Regions from separate parts of the Homo sapiens genome. Here region 1 is linked to region 2. Evidence: chromatin contacts called from ENCODE Hi-C data. All regions are on one chromosome and are shown on one strand. The core of a region is the stretch at or near the end of the contact, and the rest is flanking DNA. Distances in the headings are between cores, read along the strand shown. Region 1 overlaps RHBDD1 (rhomboid domain containing 1). Region 2 overlaps WDFY1 (WD repeat and FYVE domain containing 1).

What was found. Hi-C counts contacts between places; a loop is a spot of excess contacts on that map. Pooled maps may share reads with other maps.
Region 1: a loop to region 2 is called in a map of B cell, with 13 times the contacts of the local background. The contact joins two enhancer-like sites. A Hi-C loop is called at or near these places in 1 of 168 maps with a recorded cell type or tissue (B cell), 2 of 37 single-sample maps with no recorded cell type and 1 of 50 pooled maps.

The regions. Positions count from the first base shown.
Region 1 is chr2:226,903,266-226,908,284 of GRCh38, forward strand. RHBDD1 (rhomboid domain containing 1) reads left to right here. Exons shown (of 9, transcript NM_001167608.3): 6 at 3,528-3,616. Among named protein-coding and RNA genes, the nearest start is that of RHBDD1, 70 kb to the left of the region's middle. RefSeq lists a silencer at 1,582-1,731. Within about 2 kb of position 3,031, at least 3 of the 41 ENCODE cell types and tissues checked have a DNase peak (open chromatin) inside an H3K27ac peak, as active enhancers do; they include B cell, where a contact is called at or near this core.
Region 2 is chr2:223,893,588-223,898,500 of GRCh38, forward strand. It overlaps WDFY1 (WD repeat and FYVE domain containing 1), which reads right to left. Exons shown (of 12, transcript NM_020830.5): 7 at 1,917-2,043; 8 at 647-752. Among named protein-coding and RNA genes, the nearest start is that of WDFY1, 49 kb to the right of the region's middle. RefSeq lists enhancers at 2,141-2,200, 2,211-2,360, 2,371-2,430, 3,172-3,231, 3,352-3,551. Within about 2 kb of position 3,349, at least 5 of the 41 ENCODE cell types and tissues checked have a DNase peak (open chromatin) inside an H3K27ac peak, as active enhancers do; they include B cell, where a contact is called at or near this core.

The DNA.
Region 1 (5,019 bases), core at 1,781-4,280, 3.0 Mb after region 2:
AAACATTAAATGGAAAATTCCAGAAATAAGCCATTTATAAGTTTTAAATTTCACACTGCTCTGCATAGCATGGTGAAATCTCACCCCGTCTCACCCAGGACGTGAATCATCTCTTTGCCCCGTGTGTCCATGCTGTCTCTGCTACCCACCCGTGAGTCACTTAGTAGCTGTTATGATTATGAGATGAGAAAAGCATAGTATATATAAGGTTCAGTACTATCTGTGGTTTCAGCCATCCAGTTGGGGGTCTGCAGATAATGGGGGGTGACTATAGAATTTCTTAGCTTGGCTGGGGAGCTAAAAGCATAGTTCCTACTATTCTTGCCAGAAAATGGGAAAAAATGTTCAATCCCATAATTTTATTATATGAAGTAGTGACACGGACAGGAGGCAGAAACAGTGGGTAGAAGAGGGCGGTTCCCAGCAAAGGCCCCACCCTCAAGCCTGGAAACCCACAGCCCTAAATGGGAACAGGCATTCCTGTTTTTGCATCCAAAAGCTGCCTATTGGCCCACCACACCCCCCTCTCCTGTATCCATATAAACCTGAGACCCCAGGCTCCAGAAGGAGACAAGGAGATGAACAGAAGAGCAGAAGAATAGCAGAACGGCGCAACAGAGAGAAGGAGCATCTGAATGCTAAGAGGGAGTTTACCTGGACATGATCGGAGAGGAGATATGTCACTGGACAGCCAAACTCCAGGGGAAGACCATCTTCCCACTCCATCCTTCTTCCACCTCCCCATCCATCCCACTGGGAGCCACCTCCATCACCCAATAAAAGCCCCACATTCATCCTTCAAGTCCACGTGTGATCTGATTTTTCCTGGATGCCAGAGAAGAAACAGGGAAACAGAAAACTTTCACACTGGCCCTCTGCCTTTGTGGAAAGGCAGAGGGTTCACTGAGCTGTCTAACCCTTAAGCTGCCTGTGGACCGCAAGGTTAAAAGAGCGCACTGTAACACACACCCACTTGGGTTTCAGGAGTCGCAGATACACACCCCTGGACGTTGCCGTGAGGCTGAAGCCTAGGGGCACTCATCCCAGCTCCTGCACCTGCCCATCTGTGTGCTCCCCTTCCCGTAAGGGGTTTAAGCATGCACGGTCACCAAACAGACAAGTTACACCACTGTGGCACATCCTGCAAGCGGGGGGGGAGGGGGGTCAGGGAACTCCTGTTTCAGTAGATATATCTGATGAAAATAATGCTCTCCTGAGGGGATGATCGTGTATGTGGTGTGTGTGCGTGTCTGTGTGTGTGTGCACGCGCATGCATGTGCCATGACTTTTAGCACGTGTGCATGTATGTGAGGGCTTGTCTGGGCAATAGTGTCATTTAGTCAGCTAATGGGAACAAGCATCAATGCTGTTCTCTTTACAAGGCTCCTGTTTGTCTCTTTCTTTCAAGTGTTCCTCATTGCATGTTCTTTTCCTGAGAGCCAGCGAGTCTTTTCATAGCTTGGAGACAAAGAAAATTACTCAGAACCATCTTGCTTGTGGTGTTTCAGGGAATCTCCCCTAGGCTGCTGCCATAGTAGGCGAAATGTATTGGTTTTGACTCTGAGTCTCGTGTAGGTTACCAAATGGCGGATTCTTAGCTCTGTGATTGCCGTGGCTCAGCAAGCACCCTGAGCTGAACATCTAGTGGTTTTAACTTACCTCCTGTTGGTCTTGGTGAAACGGTCCTGGCACACTTGAGCCATTTACTCAACATATCCTTGAGTGCCTCTCATGTGCCTGGCCCTGTCCTGGGTGTTTGGAATACATATGTAAAAGCCACATAAAGGCTATGTTCTTGGAGTCTCCATCAGGCTCTTTCATAACTTTCAGTTTCCCACCTTCTGGAATGAGAGGTCACTATTCCAGGCTGTGGGAATGCGTTCATTTGCTTGGCTTTTTTTTTTTTTTAAGCTTCTAATTTTGTATAATGTATGAATGAGACACCATTGCTGCCCTCAGGGAGTTTGTGTGTGACAGAGAGAGACGGACAGGCAGGCAGACGTGTAAGTACTGTGCCACCAGCAGACTGGCTTCGTGCCAGAATAAGGTAGGAGCCTCAGCTCTGAGGGGAGGCAGGAGAAGGAAAGAACGGCTCTTCAACTGGGGTGGCATTTTTTGACAGAGGTGCTGTTTGGCTTAGCCTATGGTCAGAGAGTGCTTGGGGGATGTGACAGTGGGGCATGTGGGAATGGAGGTAGTAGACGATGAGGTCTCCACCCTCTGACTTTGCAGAGATGGGCAAGGCCAAGTGTTGGAAGGGCTTAAACACACACCGGAGTATTCTGTGAGAACCAGTGGATTTCAGAGGATGGCAATGACACCACTTGCCTTCTGCCTCAGGAGGATAACTGATGGCCGTGTGTGGGATGCACTGGAGAGCAAGAGCTGGCTTGCAGGGAGACCAGCTGGATGATTTTCTTTCATTTATTTTATTCATTCAACACACATTCATCTGGGGTTCACTCTGTGCCCAACACTGGGCATTTCCAAATAGTCCAGATGGCAGTAAGCATGGTTGTGGCAGTAGGAATGGGAAGGCTGGGAGGGGTATGAGAGGCATTACAAACGGGAAGTGGGAGTGGCACCCCAGAAAAGTCTAGTTTAAGGTGCTAGTGGATGTGTGCATGTGTGCGCGGGGGTGTCTAGAGGGTGGCGGGCAGCTGGAAATTGAGGTCAAGTGCTTAAAGAACAACTCGTTGTGTAGGACCCCCCCCTTTGTGGTAACAGCAGAGGTTTTTGAGAATCGCCAGTAATTTCTTAAACTCAGGCTGGTTGGGAGGTCATTCAGCCAGGGAACTCCACAAAGAGTGTTGCCACTTGGGTCAAAGTAGACCTCTGAAAATAAATCTTACAAGTAATTGCTGGTTTTAGATGCCAGTTTAAGAAGAGTTAAACCACTGTCATGCCCTAACGCAAACACTTTCATGCCCTAACTCATCTTTCAAGTTTGAAATTTAAATGTATGTTTCTTTGTTCTGAGTGACTGAAACATACACATGAAGACAACTTTGGTGGATGCAGGTGGGCATCTCAGTTCCTTTTGCTGAGTTTCACTTGCTCTCTGCTTCACTCATCCATGGTGTAGAAAACTGCAGCAGTCTGCCCTGCCATAACACAGATAGACATCATCCCTCACAATGGCTGGATAATTCCAGATTTAATGCCAAACAGAGAAAACTGATTTTATTTATGTTTTGTGATAAGAGGTACAGAAAAAAAACGGAAAGCGATGTAATGACTTGTCTTGACCAAATGCTTCCACTGCTCTGGAGGAGACAACCCACTTCCCCTGGTTAAGGAGGGGTGTTGCGTTTTAAACATGTGGTGGTTGTTATTCATTGTACTTTTTTTTAAGGTAGGAGATGTTGTTCTTTGGACTGAGTTAAATGCTGCTTAGCATAAAAGACTTGATGTGGAACAAAGCCTGCAGACTGTGACTATTTGACATGCACTGGGCTAATGAGAAGACAGAATGTCTCTAATCAGCAGCAGAACAAACACTCACAAAGGGTCTCCTTCCCTCCTAGGACTTCCTTCGCTGGGCATCTGGCTGGGATTCTTGTTGGACTAATGTACACTCAAGGGCCTCTGAAGAAAATCATGGAAGCATGTGCAGGTACAGAATAAAACACCTTTGGCATGACAACAGCTTGGAAGTTCATGTTAATTTTAATGTGAACAGAAGCAACCCCAAGTTTCCCTGTGGTTCAGCTCAAGAATTCCCTAATATGCCTGTTTTTCTTTTTAAACCGAAAGGTAAAACAACCAGTGCAGTTCCTTACATTGCTCCACAAAAGAGGCTGCAAACTTAAATTTCGAATCTGATACTTTCTTAGGGGACAAATATCAGTATATATTTATACCCTCAACCTTAATGCTACCCGCAGAAAACCACGATTTCCTAAAGAATGCAGAGAACTAAAGTGCCTTTAAAATAATGCATTCTTCTATAATAGTCCATGAATTAATATACGTGCAAGGCAAAGGTGAAAAAGAAAACAAAGCCTGGACTGAAGTGCATGGCCAGTATTTTAAAGAATTCAGACTGATGACCGGGTCCTTGGTGGATGAGCCATATATTCATGCATGGCGAAACCAAGTCTGTTATTGCTTGAAGCTTAGCTCCTGCTTTTTTTAATTTTGTTTTTCCCTTCAAATTGATACTCAATGAAAATATTTCATTTAGAAATACTTGTATTTTTTAGACCTCTTAATTTTCAATGCGATTCTCATTTTGACTTGTAAGAAAACTGGTTTGCAAACACTTGTTTTATAGACTGAGTTCCACTATTTCATCTTTTATTCATGGGAAGTCTTCTGAGACTATTTTACCTTTTCTTGAACCATAAATAATTTGTTTCACAGTTTGTGCTGATGACTGGTATTCTTGAGAACCATATAATATTCATGATAGTAGAAAGCTTTCCAGGCACTGCACTGGCACCTTTATTAGCAGGTCGTGTTCACTTTTGGTTGATTTTTACAGGCTGTGTTGCATTTAAGCAGATCCTCATTTTCCCACGTTTGCTTATTAATGTGTTTCCACTGTACGTACTTAGAGGAGGCAGTGGGAGCTTCATTTATTGAAAATGTCCAGTTTTATTGTATTTTCAATACAATTTAATACTCATTAGTACTGATAAAAGAGATGATTCTCGGGAGTTTAATGTCTTGTTTCTTTTTTCTGTGTCTCATGATGAAGCGGTTAGTAAAGCTTTTTGCAGACATGTTATGAAATTTAAGCAAGTGCTTTGTTTAATTTTTAAAGAGGATTTTCCCCTAATTATAATATTTAAACTCTTAGTTTTAAAAGCCTTAAAAAATAAGTGGTGACTTATTTCTACACCACTCCATTTTCAAAGTAATAAATACAATAGCAAATTAAATAGGAAAATTAGAACACTCAGTGCAATTTGCAAATAGCCTGCGAACTCGGCCTTTTTTCTGTGAGCTGAGAATTGAAGGACACAGGAACCCCATGGAAAACGACCCAGCATGTGGAAGCTGCTGTCTGATGCC
Region 2 (4,913 bases), core at 2,099-4,598:
TGGAAGACAACTGAGAAGTCATTTCATTCCACAATTCCACTTTATGTAGGAGGGAACAGATACTTAGAGAAATTAAGGCACTTAACCAAATAAGGTCTCACAACTAGTTAGTGGCCGAACCAAGTTAGAAATTAGGTCACCTGAAAAGAATACTATGTCGACATGGCCTCAGTGAACTAGAACTCAATGGGAAGTAAAAGCAGAGAAATGGAAATATATTTTCCCAGAAACCTGTCAAGTGTTTAGCTATGTCCCTGACAGCAGTCACTGATGCATCTCTCAGGGTTTCCTACAGGAATGCTACGGGACCACAATGGTGCTTCGGAGGACCTCTATGCAGTCCAAATCACTGGATATGCCAGAAATCTGTCTCAAAGTGTTATCTCAGTGTATTGCTCAAGGCTGAGAACCAGCCTAAACGCTGATTGTATATACTGCATGTCATTGGTAGAAACTCTCAAATGAGCAGAGGAAGCAATGCAAAATGACACAAAGGACCTTGTCAGAAATAACCCATTAGCAGAAGGGGAAGCTGGGACTGTCTGCACCTGGACCAGCATTTACAGCTTGCGGGGTGAAAAGCCAAGAAGAAGCCAGGTTCCTGGGGGTCTCCCCCGATCAGCCTGGACTTGCCCTTGTCTCTTACCTCTTCTCTGCTAACATCCATGTTCCACACTGCAATTCCGCCGTCCGAGGAACAGGAGACGAGCTGCCTGGTGAGCTGAAGGTAGCACAGCGACTGCACCTTGTCACTGCAAACAGCACACACAACAGTCACTTGTCTCCATGCGGAAAAACACAGGAACTGTCTTCATTTAGGCTCAAATTGCTCTCCTCATTAAAATCAGCAAGTGGTATTTTACCACTGACTATTTAGCATGGTAAAATGAATTCTAGTATAAACTTTACTTGGCATTTTATAACTCATAATACAGAATGATACTTTCTATAAAATATATGACTACTTTCAAATCGGTCATTAAGAATTGTAGGCCAGAGATTTGATGAGGGCTATGGTTTTTGGGACCAATCAACATGATTTCCCTTTCAGATGCATAAGATTTACCTACTTGTTCAGAAACAAGAACGAAGGAGGTATAACTCCCCTACTGACCACAATTCATATGAACAAGGAGTCAAACACCACAAAGATCACTAGTGTGCACACACAAACACACACAGACACACACAGATGGGGTAAAGACCTCTGTCCCTCCTGCATGCCTGTCATACTACCCCTTAGGATGCCCAAGGAAACAAGCTCTTGGCCTGTTATACTTGTGTATAATATGTTTCCTCAGCTAATTTTCAGCTTGACTGTGATTATAGTAACAGCTGCAGCCTAGCCAAAAAGGAAAGAAAAGAAAGCAAGGTGAAGATGTATTTCTTTTTCTTTCAGGGCTACAGGGCAAGATCCTAAATATACAATGGTATCACTCAGGTGAATTCCACTGTCAAACTAGACAACATTTCTTAATTTAATATCTTTTAGAATAAAAAAACAAAGAACAAAAAACAAGTTAGGCTCCCAGCTCAACAACAGCTTAGTATCATGTTACATGCAACCTTCCATGGTCAAAGTCCTCACCTGCATCTCTATCCTATGCCTGCCTTAATCAGATATTTCAACAGGGTGACTCCTTGAGAGAAAAAGTGGCAAGTGCTCTTTGGACTAAGGAGGAAGAAAGCCCTGCATTTGTTTTTTTGTTTGTTTGTTTGTTTTGTTTAGTTTTTTGCTACTAAACATCAGACACTCGGGGCTGACAGAAAGCAGTTAAAAGTGAACTGAGCCCTATCAATGATAATTGCCATCTTAGAACGTGGGGTTTGCAGAAAGTGGTATCAGACTATTAATGCCTTTCACTAGCTCCCCACTAACTCGGATTCTTTCCCCACCCCCACAAGTGGTCACGCACTGATGGCCCTGAAGTAACAGCGTCCGGCCTTTCCTTCCTCCGATGTCCCACATGATGATGCTGTTGTCAGATGCTCCTGAGAAGAGTAACCGCTGAATAGGGTCCCACCAGAGGCAGGCGACACTACCTAGGGATTTGTGAGAGAGAGAGAGAGAGGGAGGCAGGGGAGAAGTAAAATATAACTCTACATCAGGACGTATACATTTGACAGCTGAAGACCAAACTAGGAGCAGCTGAGTCTTTAAGCAAAAAGGTATCTTCATGGTGTACAACGGGTCATTCAACCATGCTATCATGAGTCATACAGAAGACACAGCACCATTATCCACAGTCATAAGATTACAATTTTCAATTATGCATCAAACTACTTTGGGCCGGGCATGGTGACTCACACTTGTAATCCCAGCACTTTGGGAGGCCAAGGAGGGCGAATCACTTGAAGCCAGGAGTTCAAGACTAGGCCTGGCCAACATGGTGAAACCCTATCTCTCCAAAAAAACAAATTAGCCAGGCATGGTGGCAGGCGCCTGTAATCCCAGCTACTCGGGAGGCTAAGGTGGGAGAATTGCTTGAACCCAGGAGGTGGAAGTTGCAGTGAGCCAAGATAGCACCACTGCGCTCCAGCCTGGGTGACAGAGTGAGACTCTGTCTCAAAAAAAAAAAAAAAAAAAAAAAAAAAACTGCTTGTAATACAAAGATTTTTAAAGAAGTTTTTCGTTCTTCTGTGACAAAAATTACAAAGTAGCTTACATACAAAATGTTCAGAATGAAGAAAAAAATTGCTACTAATATTTAGTGACAAAAACCAGTAAAGTTTACTGTGTCCAACCTACACAAGATAAAAAATCTAGATTATTCTGGGTCTCTGGGACATGGCAGGTGTTTTACCCCAAGATGTCTATGTTTAAGCAAATTACATTAAGTACCACAGAAAAAAGTCTGTTGTACACTACATAATTATGCCAAGTAATTTATGTGAAAAATCTGAACTTCACATTTCATACTTTATATTGGCTAACTTATCAAATTTGAAACCCTTGGGGAAATCTTTCTTTCTACAGGTATATCTTTCAGTAGGTCCTTTCCTTGTTCATCGACTGCTGTTTGTCTAGAAGAAACATTAATCAACTTAGTAAAACTGAACCAGCCACACAAGCTAATAATAATTTTGGTAGGTATATAGAAAATTAATGATGCCATATTCAAAAGCAAACAGAAACTACTTTATCACATACACTTTCCAAAAACAGAACAAAAGTAGAAACAAATATTCTGCAAAGGCTTCAGGGGTTACTTTCACATGACTTTCGACCCTGTGTAATCTATGTGCCATCCATTTCAGTTAGAGGCTTAAGAGCAGATAAATACGGTCTTTCAGCATGAAAACCAGTACCCATTCTGGTAGTTACTAGAACCCATTCTGCCTTTAGCAACCCTGAAAAAACTGGCGAGCCTGGGGGTCATGAGAGAATTAGTCATAAACAGAAAGTGGTTTCTTCACGGGCCTCTGCTTTCCTGCCCAAAGCTATTTTAACTTGCTGTTCTCTTTTCTTCTTTTCCCCTACAGGGTCCTTGATTTGATATACTCCATTTCACCTAAATAGATTACATAGAAAGCATAGTGTACATTTATTATAACTTGTTACAACTGAAACGCTTACTATGGTCATAAATAAGTCCATCATTGATTCTTTCAGCAACTCCCCAGTTCTCCATAAACCAGATGGCCTCAAAGCTTGTACTTTGTGACATATATCAGAATGTGATCTTGTGATCTGTATGAAAACTGCAATCCATTACAGCTTAGCATCTGACATAGTTTAGACATGTGTCCCCTCTAAATTTCGCATATATATATATATATATATATATATATATATATATATATTTTTTAAGACGGAGTCTCTCTCTGTCACCCAGGTTGGAGTGCAATGGCATGATCTTGGCTCACTGCAACCTCTGCCTCCCGGGTTCAAGAGATTCTCCTGCCTCAGCCTCCCTGAGTAGCTGGGACTACAGGCACCTGCCAACGTCCAGCTAATGTTTTTTGTATTTTTAGTAGAGATGGGGTTTCGCCATGTTGCCAGGCTGGTCTCAAACTCCTGACCTCAAGTGATCTGCCCAACTCAGCCTCCCAAAGTGCTGGGATTACAGGTGTAAGCCAACGGGCCCAGCCTCTAAATTTCATGTTAAACTGTAATCCCCAATGTTGCAGGTGGGGCTTGGTAGTTGGCTCATGGGGGTGGATTTCTCACGAATGGTTTAGTGCCATCCCCTTGGTGCTCTCCTTGAGTCAGTAAATGAGCTCCCTTGAGATATGGTTGTTTAAAAGTGTGTGGCACCCCCACACCCCCACTCCTGCTTTTGTCATGTGATGTGCCTGTTCACACCTCACCTTCTGCTATGACTGTAAGCTTCCTAAGGCCCTCACCAGAAGCATGCCGGCACCATGCTTCCTGTACAGCCTGTAGATCCACGAACCAATTAAACCTCTTTTCTTTATAAATTACCCAGTCTTAGATATTTCTTTACTGCAATGCAAGAATGGCCCAATACAGCATCTAATGAAACCTCTTTATTACACATGTGTATGTGGCGAGTCACTCAATACAATCAATGGACTTTAAAAACCCCTCCACAGAGCTTCACCAACCCACTGCACTACAGAAATGAAATTCCACCCAGTAATTCTTTTCCCTCAGTCCCTACACAGGGTATGTTTCCCAAGCAGAGGCTGAACCAGCCCACACATTTCTTCTAATTGTATTTATCAGGTCTTGCTCAGGGGCTTAGAAACTGACAAATTTTTTTAAAGTAATAACAACAATTCTTCCAAAAGGTTTTTACCAGTTAGAAGTAATTTTAAAGGTCTTCCCAGCACAATAACTTATTTTATTTTTATTTCTATTTTTTTGAGACAGAGTCTCACTCTGTCACCCAGGCAGGAGTGTAGTGCTGTAATCTCGGCTCACTGCAACCTCTGCCCCCCAGGTTCAA